Regions from separate parts of the Mus musculus genome. Here all the other regions are linked to region 3. Evidence: chromatin loops called from intact Hi-C (ENCODE). Cell type or tissue: left cerebral cortex. All regions are shown on one strand.

Region 1 (5,000 bases), 71 kb after region 3:
CGGCCCCCCTCCATTTTCTTAAAACTTCCAACCCCATCTTCCCTCTTTTGTTTTTTTTTTCCTTTTTTTTTTCTTCTCATTTTGAGACCCAGTCTCCCACTGTATGTGACCATGTTGGTCTCAAACTCACAGCCCCCCTGTATCGGCCTCTTTTTTTTTTTTTTTGGTTTTTTTTTTTTTTTTTTTTTTTTTTTTTTTTTTTCGAGACAGGGTTTCTCTTTATAGCCCTGGCTGTCCTGGAACTCACTCTGTAGACCAGGCTGGCCTCGAACTCAGAAATTCGCCTGCCTCTGCCTCCCGAGTGCTGGGATTAAAGGCGTGCGCCACCACGCCCGGCTCTGTATCGGCCTCTTAAGTGCCGGCATTATAAGCTTGCACTGCTATGCCTGAGTAGAGCTGAACTCTAGAGAGCTAGGGGCTTCAGGCAAAACAGTTGGATTGTATGGCTCCTAGAGAATGAGAGTCAGGACTATTCTGGGGACCTTGGCTTCTCTAGTCCTCCTGGAACAGTAGGTAAGTCTTCTATAGAGCACAGCTCATGCTGACCTGGGGTCTTTGGAAGCTGAGTCAGGGTGTGGTCACGGGCAAGTGTGTGCAGCTCGGAGCCAGGCTCTGGGTCAGCATTTGCTGGGTTCCCGCCAGCTCACCCGTGCCCCTCTATCTCCTCTCAGGCGGACCTGAACTGGGGCCCCAGTGCCGAGGAGGCAGGGAGCAGCGGAGGTGGCGGTGGCTTCTATGGAGTGAGCAGCCAGTATGAGAGCCGGGAGCTCATGACACTCACCTGCTCCTCCAAGGTCTGCTCCTTTGGCAAGCAAGTGGTAGAGAAGGTGGAGGTAAGACCCAGGGCTAGGGTACTGCATGCATCTCGAGGAAGCAGTCACAGCATTGCGTGTGTGTGTGTGTGTGTGTGTGTGTGTGTGTGTGTGTGTGAGGCAGGGCTATCCCCGCTTCTCTGGCAGTTAGTATATGCACTAGGAATTAACTCAAGACTTCAAAGGCTGAGGATATAGTTCACTTTGTGGAGTGCTTACCCTCATGTAAACCAAGCATCGAGAGTTTCAAGTCTATCCTTAGCTACATAAGGAGTTCCAGGCTAGCCTGGGCTACATGAGACCCTGTCTCAAACCACTAAACATAAACAAGCCATTAAAAGTCACAACTCGGGCTTATTTCAAGGGTTGAAAGGTATAGAGATGGATTCTGCAGGATGACAAAGACTCTTAAGGGTATGGTAGGAGCTGTGTAATTAGCCAGTAGGTATGTTATACTTCAGGGCCTGTGAGGTCTTGAAGCCTCAAGCTCAGCGTGGAGATGCTATTGAGGGAGTTTGGAGGTCACTGGGGTTTCAGACCATGACAGAGGAGAAGGGGGGGGGGGGTACCTTGTTTGCAGGTTCAGAGGCCTAGGGTCTCTGGTCATTAAAGTTGAGGTTGCTTGAGGGACTCTGGCCAAGGGAGTTGACAGTGGCCTCTCAGAGGCTAAGGGTGAAGCTTCGGTCCTAGGGTGGCCGTGATCTCTCTCAGCTACTGTGTTTCCCACTCCCAGACGGAACGGGCCCAGCTGGAGGACGGGCGCTTTGTGTACCGTCTGCTGCGCTCTCCCATGTGTGAGTACCTGGTTAATTTCCTGCACAAGCTCCGTCAGCTGCCTGAACGCTACATGATGAACAGTGTCCTGGAGAACTTCACCATCCTCCAGGTGATACGCTGGGGCAGGCAGACCCTCAGCTCCTGGGGACTCCAAAGATGAGATTGCTTCATCCAGAACATGGTGGGGGTGGGGGCGGGAGGACAGGACCGAGCTGTCCTATGTGGAGAGCCCATCTTCCCTAGGGCAGCTGAGATACCTCGGCTTCTAAGCATCTGGCTTCTCTGAGAAGTTCAGAGAAGGGAGTTCCTTTGATTTGGGGGTTGTGCTAATATGATCTGCTGACCCTCTCTCTCTGCCTGGTGGCATGGTGGGGAACCCTTTTCTCGGGAATGTGATATGATGGGGAGGCCCCTTCCTACCATCTCTCAGCTTAGGGGTAACCTCATTGCCCAAGGAACCTGAGCCGCAGGACATTCTTCTTGGGGTACATAGCATGGCAGGTTTCTCTTTCTTGATAACTAGGGTGGGCAGGGCAGTCCATGTCCTGTACCCCATCCCCACCCTACAATGTAAGCCTGTTCTGGCAGGTTGTGACAAACAGGGACACTCAGGAACTGCTGCTGTGTACTGCCTACGTCTTTGAAGTCTCCACCAGTGAACGAGGAGCCCAGTACCACATCTACCGCCTGGTCAGGGACTGATGGAGCCCCCGCCGCTGGTGTTTTTCACAACACCCCCTTCCTGGGAAGGGCCCTTTTGCTCTCTCTGTAAGAGAGATTTGGAGAGGGGCCCATGATTTTTAAAAAGGCCTAATCTCAGAAGCATGAGCCACGGGGGCTGGCTCCTCTTAGAAAGGAACCGGAAGCCTGGTTATTGAGCTGAGTGAGCTGGGTTTGAGTTTAGATCCCCAACACGAGGACCTCAGAGACAACATTTGACAGGACACACCACTCCTGAGCATCAGGGATTGGGGACAGGAGTGAGCTCACAGGTACAGCACGGGCCTCCGTTCTACAGGGCCCCTCCTTGCTCTTCTGGAAAGGGAGCTGGGCTATGTGGGGTGTCTTACTGACTGCCTTGTAACCTTCCTGCTTCCCACGTGTCTCATATCTGCCTCTCCCCCCACACCCTTTCTCTGGGAACTGTGACGTCACAACCCGAAGATAATGTTTTCCCAGCTTGGGGTAGGGTGAAGTGGGACCTGAAAAAAAATTTTAATATAAGGAGATATTTATACACAGTGTTAGGGATGTAATCTTATCTCAGCTAGGCAGTGGGGTGGGACTTCTTAATCTCCCCCACCCCATTTAAGTGAGCCTTGGACCACCCTGCCACCTTCCTTTCCCCAAGAGTGATGGTTTATGTTTGAAGGAGAATAAAGCTATTTTTACCAAAAAAAAAAAAAAAAAGCCAAAAACCCAAAGGGGATTTATTTGAGGTGTCATGTGGGAGGTGGCAGACAGATGGTGTGGGGAGGAGGGAGCCAGGAAGGGAAGGAAGCTGGGCACAAAAGTCCCTGGCCATGTGGGGAAAGTGAAGGCTGTCGATAGGGCAGACAGCTGGGTCCCCAGGGGATGAGGCCTGAGGCATGGGCTCCAAGCCTGTGACCAACCAGGAAGGAAACATTTCCTGACTGCATGGAGGTGCGTGGGTGCCGATGGGTGGGCTGGGGCCTAGCGGTACCGGGCCAGCCGGTCATAGACGTGATCCAGATTTCTACACAGGAATATTGAGAGCGTCATGAAGCCGAGCTGGGAAAAAAGGAGATACTTCAGGGTTGGAGAAAGGGTGGTACTCAAAGGGAGAGGCAAAGAATGGGCATACATAACATCTGTGCGTGATTGGCAGCGTTGAGAGCGAAAGCTCAGCAGCAGTCTGCAAAAGAGAAAGCTCAAGGCAAGCCTAGCTAGGGTCCTTTATTCTGGAGGCTCCGCAACAGCCTCCGTCTGTGCCTCGACCTCCTCAGCACCCACACTCTCGGTCTCAAGTGGCTCCTCCTCTGCATCCCACAAGGACCAGGGCCCCAGCGCCATGGGTAGCTTGCCTTGTGGAGCCTTGGCCCCCCATGTCGGGCAGGCACCCGCCATGCCCCAGCTGCCCCACGGGGTGCTGCTGCGTCCGCTGCCGCTGCTTAGACCGCCCCAGCGCCCGCTGCTGCCTTCAGAGTTCAGCCCTGGGGTAGGGTTCGAACCCTCGGCTCCTGACAGCGGCAGCACGTGCTCTCTAGCGAGAGCTCGGCGCTGTAGCTGCAGACACAGCGCCATCCCGCTCACCTGCGGGAGAGGGGAGGAGGCAGCACTGCGAGTACAGCCATTCAGAGTTTAGAGAAGCCAGGCCTCCGCCCCACCCCATGCTATTGCTTGATAAATAACGCCTCCGCTAAGTATGCGCGTTACCTCGGCAATGGGGAAACATCTACAATAGACAAATCACTCATGGGGACGGGGTCAAGTCACCTCAAGAAGACCGACTCCCAGACAGATTCCCACTATGGAGATGATATTGTTGTGCAGCCACTTCTGGAGGCTCTGCGCGCAGCCCTGGGGATGCAGAAGACGTGTAGTGGCTGCGTTGCTTCTGCAACTCACCCTTAAGCCAAGGGAACCCTTGGATCCCTTTTTAGGTACCCAATGCCTAGATATCCACCCAGGTCTTATCCAAGCCTTGCCCTGGGCCAGCGTTCCAGGTGCCACCCTTATTTAGATCATGCCTCTCACCCTCAGAGGACTCCGCCCCTTCCATAACTACCTTTCTAGTAGCCCAGTCCAGCTTAGGATCTGCTGGCATACTATGCCCCTGAGTAGGTCACGCCTACATATAAGGGACTGCCCTTTCAGTCTCGGTCTTTTATCCTGGCCTTACCCTCCCAAGGCCTGCCTTCTGACGCCACGCCACGTGTAGGTCTGGAACACATCAGTTGTCCCCTGAACTCTCTCCGCCCCCGCCCATCTTTCTGCTCTGGACTCCTGAAGCTTGTGTGGCCACACTCATCTCCCAGATTCTGGTTTTGTTTTTGTTTTTTTCCCTACCCTTGGTCCTGAAGCCACGCCTCTGATTATAGCCGCACCCTCCAAACCCTGCCCACTCTCTTAAGATTCCACCTCTTAAAAGTCCCTCCCACCAGACGGCTCCAGCCCCAGGCCCACACGTCCAGAGCTACTGGCTACCGCTAGTCCCACCTCACGGTAGATGTGAGCTTTTGCAGGGAGTGCACATATGTCAGCAGTCTGCCTCAGCTTCGCCCGCGGCCCCAACCGGCTTAGCTGGGAGAAAAAGAGCTTATCAAAGACGGTGGAGTCATTGGTCGCCGTGGAGTTGTAGCAGGAGCAGGGCACAAAGGGCTCCTCAGACTCGTTCGCTTTCAGCATCTGGGCCTTGTTCCAGTCCCGCGGAGATTGCCAGCCGCAGCA
Region 2 (5,000 bases), 200 kb after region 3:
GGGAAGAAGGGAATCTAGAACATCAGCAGACGTGGCCCGAACATAAAACACATCTACAATGGAAACTCAGCAGATACTAGTCTTTAAGGGTGGGCATAAAGTGAGCCCTTTTTGTAATTGGTCAAGTGCTAGTAATTGAAGCCTGGCCTTTGTGCATGTGAGGTAAGTGCTCTGCCCCAGCAACAACCCCAGCCCCTGTAGCTAGAAATATAGGGCATGTCTGAGGAGAGGCCTGAGAGCAGAGAATGGCTTAGGCATGTTGTCTAGATATTGGTAAAGACCAAAAAAGAAAAAGAAGGAAGGGGAAGAGGAGAAGAATAAATAGAAGAAAAAGAGGATGAAGAGGAGGAGGAAAAATGTAGACAACATAGTGAGTTCTAATCCAGCCTGGGACGCATGGCAAAATCCTGCCACTGGGGATGGGAAAGGAGCAAGTAAAAAAAAAGACATGCTTAGAAGTTAGTTCATGGCCTTGAAGTGGATCACATGCCTTGGTGAGGACGGAACAGGCACATCATCTGGAAATGTTCTGGAACTTAGGATCTTGAACATAACACAGGGAAAGGACACATTTTTAACTAGAAGTGCAGAAAGACAGCTGCCTGGTTCCAAATAACCTCGTGAACCTTGATCCCAAAACACACCTGGAGGAAAGGATGGCTGTTTGGTACTTGGAGTATGAGACATCAGATATTACCATATGGGTCTCTAGAGGCAATGAGATGCCAGAAATATCCAGCTTTGGGGGAGAGGAGACTCTGCAAGTCTAGCACCTGAGATGATAGAGCAGATGATAAGTGCTCGTTAAAGCCATGGGAGATGTGAAGTTGAGGCCACCAAGACATGAAGATGGGAGTGGAATGCAGAGCCAAGGTCCAGACTTTTGAATCTACCTAGGGGTGAAGAAACTTAGAGCCTGACTGTTTGGTGGGAGTGTAAGCCTGGGTGGGTGGTCTGATGGACAGGACACTCACCACTGTCAGAGATTCTGGGTCCCTGAGATGAGTGTTTGTTCAGGTGGAGGTTATAAGATGGGGGTGAGACACTTAGATCTCCAAGGGGGAGTGAGGACAGAAGCAGAGGAATTGCATTCCAGGTCTTTGAAAAGAAGTCATGGCGCCTGAGTCTATAAGGCAGCAAGCAGGTGCTGGTGTACCAAGAGGCTGGTCATATTTGTCTGCGGAGGGCAGGGGGGAGCTGTTAAAGTAGGTGCTAAGTGGGGAGGTGGGGGCAAAGGCTAGGAAACTGGATTCCCCGGGTGCTGAATAAGGTGACAGTGATTAGTCAGGGCCAGCAGATATATGGACACTAACAGCTTTTCAGAACCAGGTGGGAGCGGGAGGCTCCATGCCAAGGTTTCTAAGTGGCCTGGGCAGGGACATTCACAAGCTCTATGTAAGTGAAGCAGCTAGAGTCCCAGAAAGCTAGAGTGCCTAAAGATGGGCCTGAGAGCCCTGCGGCCCATCTGGGAGGGGGGCGCCGGGGAACCCCAGGTCAAAGGCGCGGTGAGGGGGAGGAATCCCCACACCACCTGCACCCCCCTCCTCCCTAGCGGCCGTGGAAGGAGATGGGGGAGGCGAGGCTACCGAGAGCTGACCATGGACAGCTCCGGCGCGGGCCTGTGTCCAGGGCGAGCCGGCCTGGACCGAGGAACGTCTCCGGTTGATTCAACCAGAAGGTGGGGGACGCAAATGGGGGAACGATTTGGACGCAATGGAGGAAGCCCCACAGCGGTGACCAGGGTCTGGAGCTCCCAGGACTGGGCCCAGAGGATGGATCTAGACTGAGGGATCCCCTGGGCTGAGCTGAGGGATCCAGGCTTCTGGGCCCTGGAGGAGGCACAAGGAGGTAGCCCGCCTGAGATACTAGGGTTCGGCGGGGCACTCTCAGCTCCGGGAAGGGACACGCCTGGGTCTCTTGGGTTGGCTTGTGAAATCTGGACTCTGGGTTCCCTTGGGATGAAGATGGGAATGTAGGATTTCGGGCAAGCTGGTCGGAAACGCTAGCCCAGGGGTCCCCAGGGTGGGCGCTGCCGGGCAAGCTGGGCCGGGCTCTTACCTACCTGGTCCGCGACGACTGCGGGAGGAGCTGGGCTGCAGGAGGGACGCGGGGTGGGGTAGGGGCACCGGGCGGGGCCCCTGGCGGCGGCCGGGGCCCGGATCTGGAGCTCTGGAACCCTGTCTACGCCGCTAGCGCGGGCTCAGCGTCTCTTGCTCCGGCTCCAGCGCTGGGGACCCCCCTCCCCCTCACGGTCTCACAGCCTTCTTACTCCCTAAAATAGCCCCCTGCCCTTGTCACCGTACAGCCTCCCCCCGCGAGGCCGCAGTCGCCAGATCCAGGGGTGCCCACCAGCGCCCCCCCAAATCCCACCTTCTCCCCCCCCAAAAAATTCTCCTCCCTCCCCCTCCCCCCCCACAGATCCCGGGCGGTCGTGGCCCCTTTAACAGAAGACTGACGGACGGTGCTGAATGGCCAATGAGAATTGGCCTCCGTGCCGGCCGGCGACCAGACCCCGCCTCCACATCGGGAGGGAGGGGCCGCGCGGGCGGAGAGCTGGGGGCGGGACTCATGGTGCAGCGACCAATAGGCATGCAGCGTGCGGCGGCCTGGGAGGGAGGCGGAGCCCGGCAGAGGATGATGTCACCTGAATCTAGTAGCGCGCAGCATGGAACGCGAGTCGCGACCCCGGGTCCCCACGGCGGCGCGCGTCTCACGGGACACGAGGGTTGGGCGGCGGGATAGGAATTCAACATTCAAGGTGGGATTTTTTTTTTTTAAGACAAGGGCGGCTCCCGGAAGGATGTGCTCGGTTGGAAGGTGAGGCAAGTGGACGACGGGTGGCGAGTGCGTGTTACTCTGCACCCCTGCGCCCGTCTAGGGTACTGCATGCGCCCCACCAACCCGACTCCTACGCAGACGGTGGCACGGCCCGCAAGGGTTCCCCCAGTGGATGGTTCGCTCCGCCCCGCCTACAGAGGCAATGATCAGGCGGCTTCTGCTGGTTTCAAGACTCCCGCGTCCGACTCACTGGAGACCTTGCCAGGCCTTGGCCTTCCGAACCTCTTAAGGGTTGGGGGCAGTGGTCTTTAGTGGTGCTCCCTGGCGCTCACATAGACGCAGCCTTGGGTCGGGCTAGTCTCTGGGACACCGGCCAGCCTCCGCCTTCAGAGCTGCGCGAGCGTTGTCTATCATGGTACACAGACTGGAATGAGCTTGTTCTTAACCTCAGCTTCACTGTCCTCCTCCCCCACAGAGACTATTCCAGGATGCGCGACAGACACACAAGACACTCGGTGAGGGTTAAAGATCTTTAAATAAGGAGCCAGTGACAATAAATAATACTGTACAGGGGAGGAGAAGGAGGGTCCTGGTCTGTGATTTCAGCCTCGAGACTCCAAGGACCTGTGAGGGTGTAGAGAGGGGAGTTTTAGACACAGGGTAGGTTCAGGGGTGGGGTGGGGGAGGGCGCGTAAGATGTTCAATGGTGGGGTTCTGGAGACAACAGTTCAGAAAATCAGGCACAGGGCTTCTGGAGTTGGGGAGCCAGAGGGTCCCAGGGCCTTAGCTACCATGGCAGGAGTCAAAGGTCAGAAAACCCCTGGTGGAGAGCCAGAGATAAATGTTGAAGGCCGCTGTGCTCACTGGCCTGATTTGGGTATCTAAGGTTGGGGAAGGCAGCAGGGAGAGGATGGTGACTGGAGGCTCACGTGTAGCTGTGGTGCTGCTGGCGCCGACGGGCAGATCGCATCTTCTCGAAGCGGGCTTCCATCTCCTCCAGCACCCGAGGAGTGTAGCGCACCACCAGTTTCACTGAGCCCTGTGCAGCCTTCAGGAGTTCCACCGCCTTTTCATGGTGTTCGCCTTCCACACTCTGCAGGGCAGGCCTCGCACAGACTGCTGGCCCAAACCGCTGCCCTTACCACCCTACCCAGGACATGGGACCAGTGGATAGTGACACGGCTGCTGGGGTCAAGTCTCCAAGGCCTCATATCCCTCTAGTGGATCACCAACTTTAGGCACAGCACCCACAACCTAAAAACTGCATGTCAAGATAGCTTTGAGTCCCAGTGTCCTCAATGAACCAGGCCACTGAACCTGTCCCAAAAAAGTCTGTCTACACCCCCTAAGCTTATTGATCTCCTGCCCTCACTGCCCAGGGCCAGAAGCCGGGCTTTTCTGGAGAGACGACCTCCTCGGTGGTGTTTCCTTGGATTCTAATCACTGGGGTTTCAGGATGCTGACTGGCCCAGACATCAGGCAGAGCCAGCCTTTCTCCTCATCTCAGGGACCATCTCTGTTCCGAGCCAGAACCACCCCTCCACATCTTAGTTCAGAGAAGTACCCAACCTTCAACCTCCAAGCCAAATATTCCTCCTGAAAACAACTGCCATCTTCTACACTGGGCTGCTATCCTAGCTAGGCTCTCTGAAGTCCTTGAGGGTCAGCAGTGTACCCCACAGTGCTGTCTCCAAAGGCTGTGTTCCCTGTGTAGAGGGAATGTGACCGTCCAGGGCTGCCTTACGGACACTACCAACCCCACTCACCACACCATTCACAGACAGCAGCTGGTCTCCCCTCTTGAGGCCACCATGGCGATCAGCCACGCCCCCAGGGATGACTCGAGAGATATAGATGGGTGAGTTCTGCTCCTTGCCACCCATGATGTTGAAGCCCAAACCCTCATCAGTCTTCGGTAGTTCCACGACCCTGGGATGTGCGTGGCCCTCACTGGCCGTGAAAGCAGCCACTGTGGCCTGGAAGAGAGAAGACGCCTCAATGAGAGAGACCCTCTTTGAGACATGGGCACTCCAGCCAGCGTAGCCGCAAAGATCAAGTAGGGGAACCCTGACACAGCTCAACAGGAGGCTACCCTATACTGACTCCGACCTGTGAGAACCCTTGCTTTCTTCCGAAAGTCAGGGAGAAGGGCATCCTTAGTACTTAACACCTGCCAATCTTGTTCTCAGACAAATGGAAACAAGTGCCCCCCCCACCTCGGG
Region 3 (5,000 bases):
CTCTGGGTCCTGAATCCACATTCTCTCTCCTTTCTCAGCAACTGATGGTGTCCATGCCCCTCCTGACAGCGTCTTCTTGACCAGAGTGCCCTGGTTTTCCAGATGTGGAGAAGATGTTGGTGTCTTCTCTAAGTGAAATAAACAGGTTTCCAGTTCTCCCCAGCTCCAGACAATGATGCATGGTGGGAGGGAGGGAAGAGAAATGCCAGCTCTAACTCAGTGTCCCCAAAGTCTCTGTCTCTTTCTCAAGGCCCTGGCCTCCTGAGCATTCTGGCTTCTGTCTTCCTGGGCTCCCCTGGGCTCCAGAGCTGACTCTACTTCTTTTCTACCCCACTTCATTATCCCAAGGAGAACATCTGGGCATCCAGGCTCACGCCGGCCCCACCTTCCTAGACAAGACTCTTCCCTCATTGTCGTCCAGCAGTCCCACAGAATAATGGCCCACCATACCACTGACTCTTGCTTCTTTGAGCTCCAGTGCCTTCTCTAGAGTGTCCTGTGGAAAGTTCCTAAATGGCCATCCCCAGTACAGCGTGTGCTCGCTTGGGACTGGGGCTTGTTCTGTCTAACTTCTACAGCCAAGCTCAAGCAGTGTCTCTAGGCTCTCCTGCCCCATACTCTGTCAACTTTCCATTCTTGGTGCCAGGCTTCATATCACAGGCACCCCCAAGTTGAGGTCCCAACCCCCCAGGCCTCACTACCTCGCGGCTCAGCATGTCCTGTCCCCTCTTTAGGACACTCCACTTTACTTGCCAACATTCTTTTTCCTTTCTGGTGCTGAGGATGTAGCCCAAGTCTCTAATGCCAGGTATATTCTGGGCAGGCAGTGGTGGCGCTCACCTTTAATCCTGGACTCAAGAGGCAGAGGCAAGTGGATCTCTGAGATTGTGGCCAGCCTGGTCTCCAGAGTGAGTTCCAGGACAGTCAGGGCTACACAGAGAAACCCTGTCTCAAACTTCCAAACCAAACCAAACCAAACCAAACCATCTCTCCAGTGCCAGAAGCTGATTCTTGACAAAAGACAGGCCATGACCTTGTCTCAGACTCAAGCATGCTTGTTTCAAATGTGCTTTGAGATTCTCTGTCCTAGGTCAGGCTGCCCCCCTGGCCCTGCAGAAGAAAGAAGGAAAATAGAAACAGTTAATGATATTAAAAGCATCAACCTGGGTGTCCAGATATGGTGGGTAAAGCCACTTGTTGCTGGGTCTGATGACTGGAGGTCCCTTCCAGGAACTCACATAGGAGAGGACTGACGTCCAAAAGTTGCCCTCTAACCTCCACAAGTACACTGCAGCATGGCTGCCTGAGTGTGTGCAGTTACGCACGTGCTACACACACACACACACACACACACACACACACACACACACACATTAACACCACACAGGGAGGATGTCAGCTATATGCCCCCCCCCCATATGTTCAGAAGAGGGTGCCAGATCCTCTGGTTGTTAGCAGTCATAGGCGCACTGGGAACTGAACCCTGGTCCTCTGTAAGAGCAACAAATGCTCTTAACTGCTGAGCCAGCTCTCCAGCCCCAAATATGTAAGTTTTAGTTTAGTTTTTGTTTTTTGTTTTCTCGAGATAAGGTTTCTTTTCGTAGCTCTGGCTTTCCTAGAACTCATTTTGTAGACCAGGCTGGCCTCAAATTCAGAGATCTGCCTGTTTCTGCCTCCTGAGTGCTGAGATTGGAAGCATGCGCCACCACTCATGGCTTATGTATAATTTTTAAAGATTAAGCACAAAAGCCTGGCATGGTGGCTCATGCCTTTAATCGGGGCATTTGATTTCTGTGGGCTTAAGGCCAGCTGGTCTACAGAGTGAATTCCAGGACAGGTAGGACTATGTAGACAAGACACTGCTTAAAAAAATAAAAAATTAAAAAATAATCCAAAGTTGAGAACATTGCCATACAACTTCTGAGAAAAGTTGGTAAAGTCAGAAGGATGACCGTTCAGAAGCCAGACATGGTGGGTATGCCTGCAATAACATTCTCTGGAGGCGGAGGCAGTAGGATAAGTTCCACACAAAGTCTGTACAACCGCCAGACTTGTGTATCCTGCTCCAGGATGCGAGCAAGCAAACTGGAGACCCCTGTCCACGTGAGGGCGCCAGGAAGCTTTAGACTCTAAGGCTTCTTAGCTAAAATTGTATCTCCTAGAACGGGCTAATAGAAACGTGCAGTGGTGAGGAGAACGAGCCTAACTTCCAAGCGCAAAGGCCACTGGGGCTTGTAGTCCAGACTGAGGGCCTCCCTGGGCAACCTAAGGTCTAGTTTCTAGGTCCTAAAAAAGCTCGAAGATTGGGTGCGTTCTTCCTTTCTCCGTCGCCATGGTGATGGTGCGGGCGACGGCCCGGGATTTGGCAGCCGCAGGGCCCCCTTCCCACACCCTCCTCCTCACCATCTGCTCCTCCCTCACACCTGGCCGCGAGCCGCGGACGCCACCTCCGCACGCAGTCCGGGACTCCATGGCCACCAGGTGGCGCGTCTGCGCGGCTCAGCCTGCTGCCCTCCTCCCCGGGGACTTGTCAATCAGAGACAGAGCTGAGACCCACCATCCCCGCCCGCCACTCGATCGGCTTCGCTGGTCCCCTCCTGGGCCGGGTCATGAAAATTTAATCCCAAATGCATTTGTAGCCTGACACGGGGAGAGAGACGGTGGGAACACCAACACCCTGCTAAGGCATAGAACTTGGGATGCACTGGGAGAAGCATTGGCGTGGAGTGCTTCAGGGCCATTTTAGAGTTGGGGTTACCCCCAAGGGATGGGAGTGGAATTTACGGGTGGAAAGAGGACTTAGTGGGTGGGGACAGATCGTGGAGCCCGAGTGGAAGTCACTGCTGGGACACACATGGAGGAAGGAGTCAGACTCAAGGGGAGGAGCCAGGCACAGAAGGCAGAGACAGAAGATAGACAGCAAGTATGTAGGACTCCAAACATACTTGGGGAGCAGGGACAGAACTCAGAGGGAGGAGACATAGCTCAGTTGATGGGGCCCAGACTCAAAAGAATATCATAGAGTCTAAGCAACCGGACACACTCTTGGGAAGTGAGGAAGGACACCATGGGGCACGAACGGCAGTAGTGGTGAGCCTGGTTATAGCTAGCAGAGTTCAAAAGGATGGAAGGAGAGGGAGTTGAAACTCAGGGAGAGAAAGATGGGGTGCAGATTAAAAAAAAGTGAATTCAAGGGGAAAAGTGGAACCCGAAAAATGAGAGAGCCAGTCCAGTTCAGCGGCACGCCTGTATCCCCAGTATGCCCAACAAAGGAAAAAGGGGGCCGGAGAGATGGCTCAGCGCTAATAGGCTGCACTCCAGAGGACCTGGGTTCAGCTCCAAACACCCACATGGCAGGTCACATCTCCTCCAATGCCAGTAGGCATACAAATAGTACACAGATATATAATATGCTAGCAAAACATGCATACCTAATTAAACTTTAAAAGAATAAACTTTTTTTTTTCGAGACAGGGTTTCTCTGTATATCCCTGGCTGTCCTGGAACTCACTCTGTAGACTAGGCTGGCCTCGAACTCAGAAATTTGCCTGCCTCTGCCTCCCATGCCTGTGCCTTGAATTCACACAGATTCACTTGCCTGCCTCCTGAATGCTGGAATTAAAGGTGTGCGGCACTCAAAAAAAAAATTTTTTTTTTTAAAGAAAAAAAGAGTGAAGGAGAGGAAGCAAGCCAAAGGTCGGATGGGAATAGAGCTCAGAAGCAAAGAGATCTGGGAAGAGACTCAAAGAGCTTGGAACGTGCAGAGTATCTGGGGAGTGTATTATAGTGGGGAGCGAGGCAACTCGGAGTTCAATCCCAGGGACGTGGCCTTGGGGTGGACAGGTGGAGGCTCTAGGATGGAAGAGCTGAAAGAGAGAGGGGTCTAGCCTGCAAGCCAAGCCAAGAGAAACTGGCCTAGCATCTCCAGGTAGCCTGTTGGAAGGAGAGGGCGGGTCCTTCCTACAAGGGGTGGGGCCTCCTTTGGTGGGCGTGGATGCCCCGCCCCGCCCCGACGCTGAGTCCGCTACAGCCCCGGGCAGCGGGCACTCGCAGCCTGGTTCCCCCCCGAGCGGAGCTGCGGGGCCGGGCCGGGCCGGGGCGGACCCCGGGATCCCGGACGCGGCCGCCCGGGCCCGCGGGCGGGGGGATTGGCAGGGGACCCGCGTGGGCACAGCCACCATGGAGTTCCGGCAGGAGGAGTTTCGGAAGCTGGCGGGGCGCGCCCTGGGGAGGCTGCACCGGTGAGCCTGGTGGGGTTCCTGGGAGGGTAAGGATGAGGATGCCCCCTTTCCATCTGAGAGCAACTGACAGAGGGAGAAGAGAGGCGACACCCAGGCACAATGTGGGGAGGCCCACCCATCTGTTCAGGATTCCGTCCTGTCAGTGCTGTCCTTCCACTCTGCCTAGTTCATCATCGCTTCCCCCTCCCCCCTGGTCCCCCGCACCTCGGGCTCGACTTTTCTTTGGGATTGTGTGTCCCTCCCTATTCTCTGGATCTCTGTCCACCTGTCTTCTCGGTCTTTTACTTTAGATATGTCCTCTCTCTGGGTTCTTCTTCCCACTGGGTGTCTGTCCCCTCTCTCTGATTAGGAGCCAATGCGGGCGCCCACTAGCTGTCCATCAGTCCTGACTCTGACTCTTGTATTCCCCTTCCTCTCTTCTTCCCTGGACCTCTGGTCCCCACTTTGATCTGTCTCTCTCAGCATCTCTGACTGTTCACCCGCTATCTCCCCACCCTGGCTCTCTCCACCTCTCTCCTCTTTCTCAGGTTCATTCCCTAGAGGCTTTTAATCTGGAGCTAAAGCGGATTGGGGCTGTTAGTTCTTGTCCTTGAGGGGGGTTAATCTGAGAGGGAAAAACTGGGGTATCCTAGGTTCTGGGGGTGAGGGGGATGAAGGGAGTTTCAGGCCACAAAACCAAATTAATCTTGCGGGTAATATGGACTTCCCAAGGGATATAAGCTAGAACTGGGCGATATTTGCTCCCACCAAGGGCCATGA

The links. A loop is a pair of places that touch in the nucleus more often than their neighbours do. Peaks named below come from ENCODE experiments on the same cell type or tissue, not always from the same donor. Only the 100,000 strongest peaks of a DNase experiment are listed, where the experiment ranks them.
Region 1: a loop joins it to region 3, with 9 times the contacts of the local background. A loop is called at or near these places in 4 of 42 quality-filtered maps.
Region 2: a loop joins it to region 3, with 2.3 times the contacts of the local background. A loop is called at or near these places in 3 of 42 quality-filtered maps.

What each region holds. Positions count from the first base shown.
Region 1 is chr7:45,230,638-45,235,637 of GRCm38, forward strand. It overlaps Tead2 (TEA domain family member 2), which reads left to right. Exons shown (of 12, transcript NM_011565.3): 10 at 672-833; 11 at 1,546-1,698; 12 at 2,178-2,831. The coding sequence ends at 2,291. Cd37 (CD37 antigen) reads right to left here. Exons shown (of 8, transcript NM_007645.4): 6 at 4,770-5,000; 7 at 4,047-4,130; 8 at 2,995-3,341. The coding sequence ends at 3,264. Among named protein-coding and RNA genes, the nearest start is that of Cd37, 5.7 kb to the right of the region's middle. In left cerebral cortex, no CTCF peak of the experiment used is centred here; DNase peaks (open chromatin) are centred at 2,703, 3,178, 3,907 and 4,674; H3K27ac peaks cover 2,970 bases.
Region 2 is chr7:45,364,597-45,369,596 of GRCm38, forward strand. Ppfia3 (protein tyrosine phosphatase, receptor type, f polypeptide (PTPRF), interacting protein (liprin), alpha 3) reads right to left here and starts at 2,423. Exons shown (of 30, transcript NM_029741.2): 1 at 2,063-2,423. Lin7b (lin-7 homolog B (C. elegans)) reads right to left here. Exons shown (of 6, transcript NM_011698.1): 4 at 4,545-4,754; 5 at 3,708-3,871; 6 at 3,295-3,402. The coding sequence ends at 3,381. Mtag2 (metastasis associated gene 2) reads left to right here and starts at 1,565. Exons shown (of 2, transcript NR_015480.2): 1 at 1,565-1,678; 2 at 2,780-3,352. In left cerebral cortex, CTCF peaks have their summits at 1,526 and 2,880; DNase peaks (open chromatin) are centred at 1,392, 1,595, 1,991, 2,577 and 4 more places; H3K4me3 peaks cover 4,995 bases; H3K27ac peaks cover 3,848 bases.
Region 3 is chr7:45,159,904-45,164,903 of GRCm38, forward strand. Pih1d1 (PIH1 domain containing 1) reads left to right here. Exons shown (of 10, transcript NM_029406.4): 10 at 39-161. The coding sequence ends at 80. Slc17a7 (solute carrier family 17 (sodium-dependent inorganic phosphate cotransporter), member 7) reads left to right here and starts at 4,018. Exons shown (of 12, transcript NM_182993.2): 1 at 4,018-4,241. The coding sequence starts at 4,180. In left cerebral cortex, a CTCF peak has its summit at 2,481 (motif pointing right); DNase peaks (open chromatin) are centred at 2,323, 2,825, 4,005 and 4,424; H3K4me3 peaks cover 2,282 bases; H3K27ac peaks cover 3,094 bases.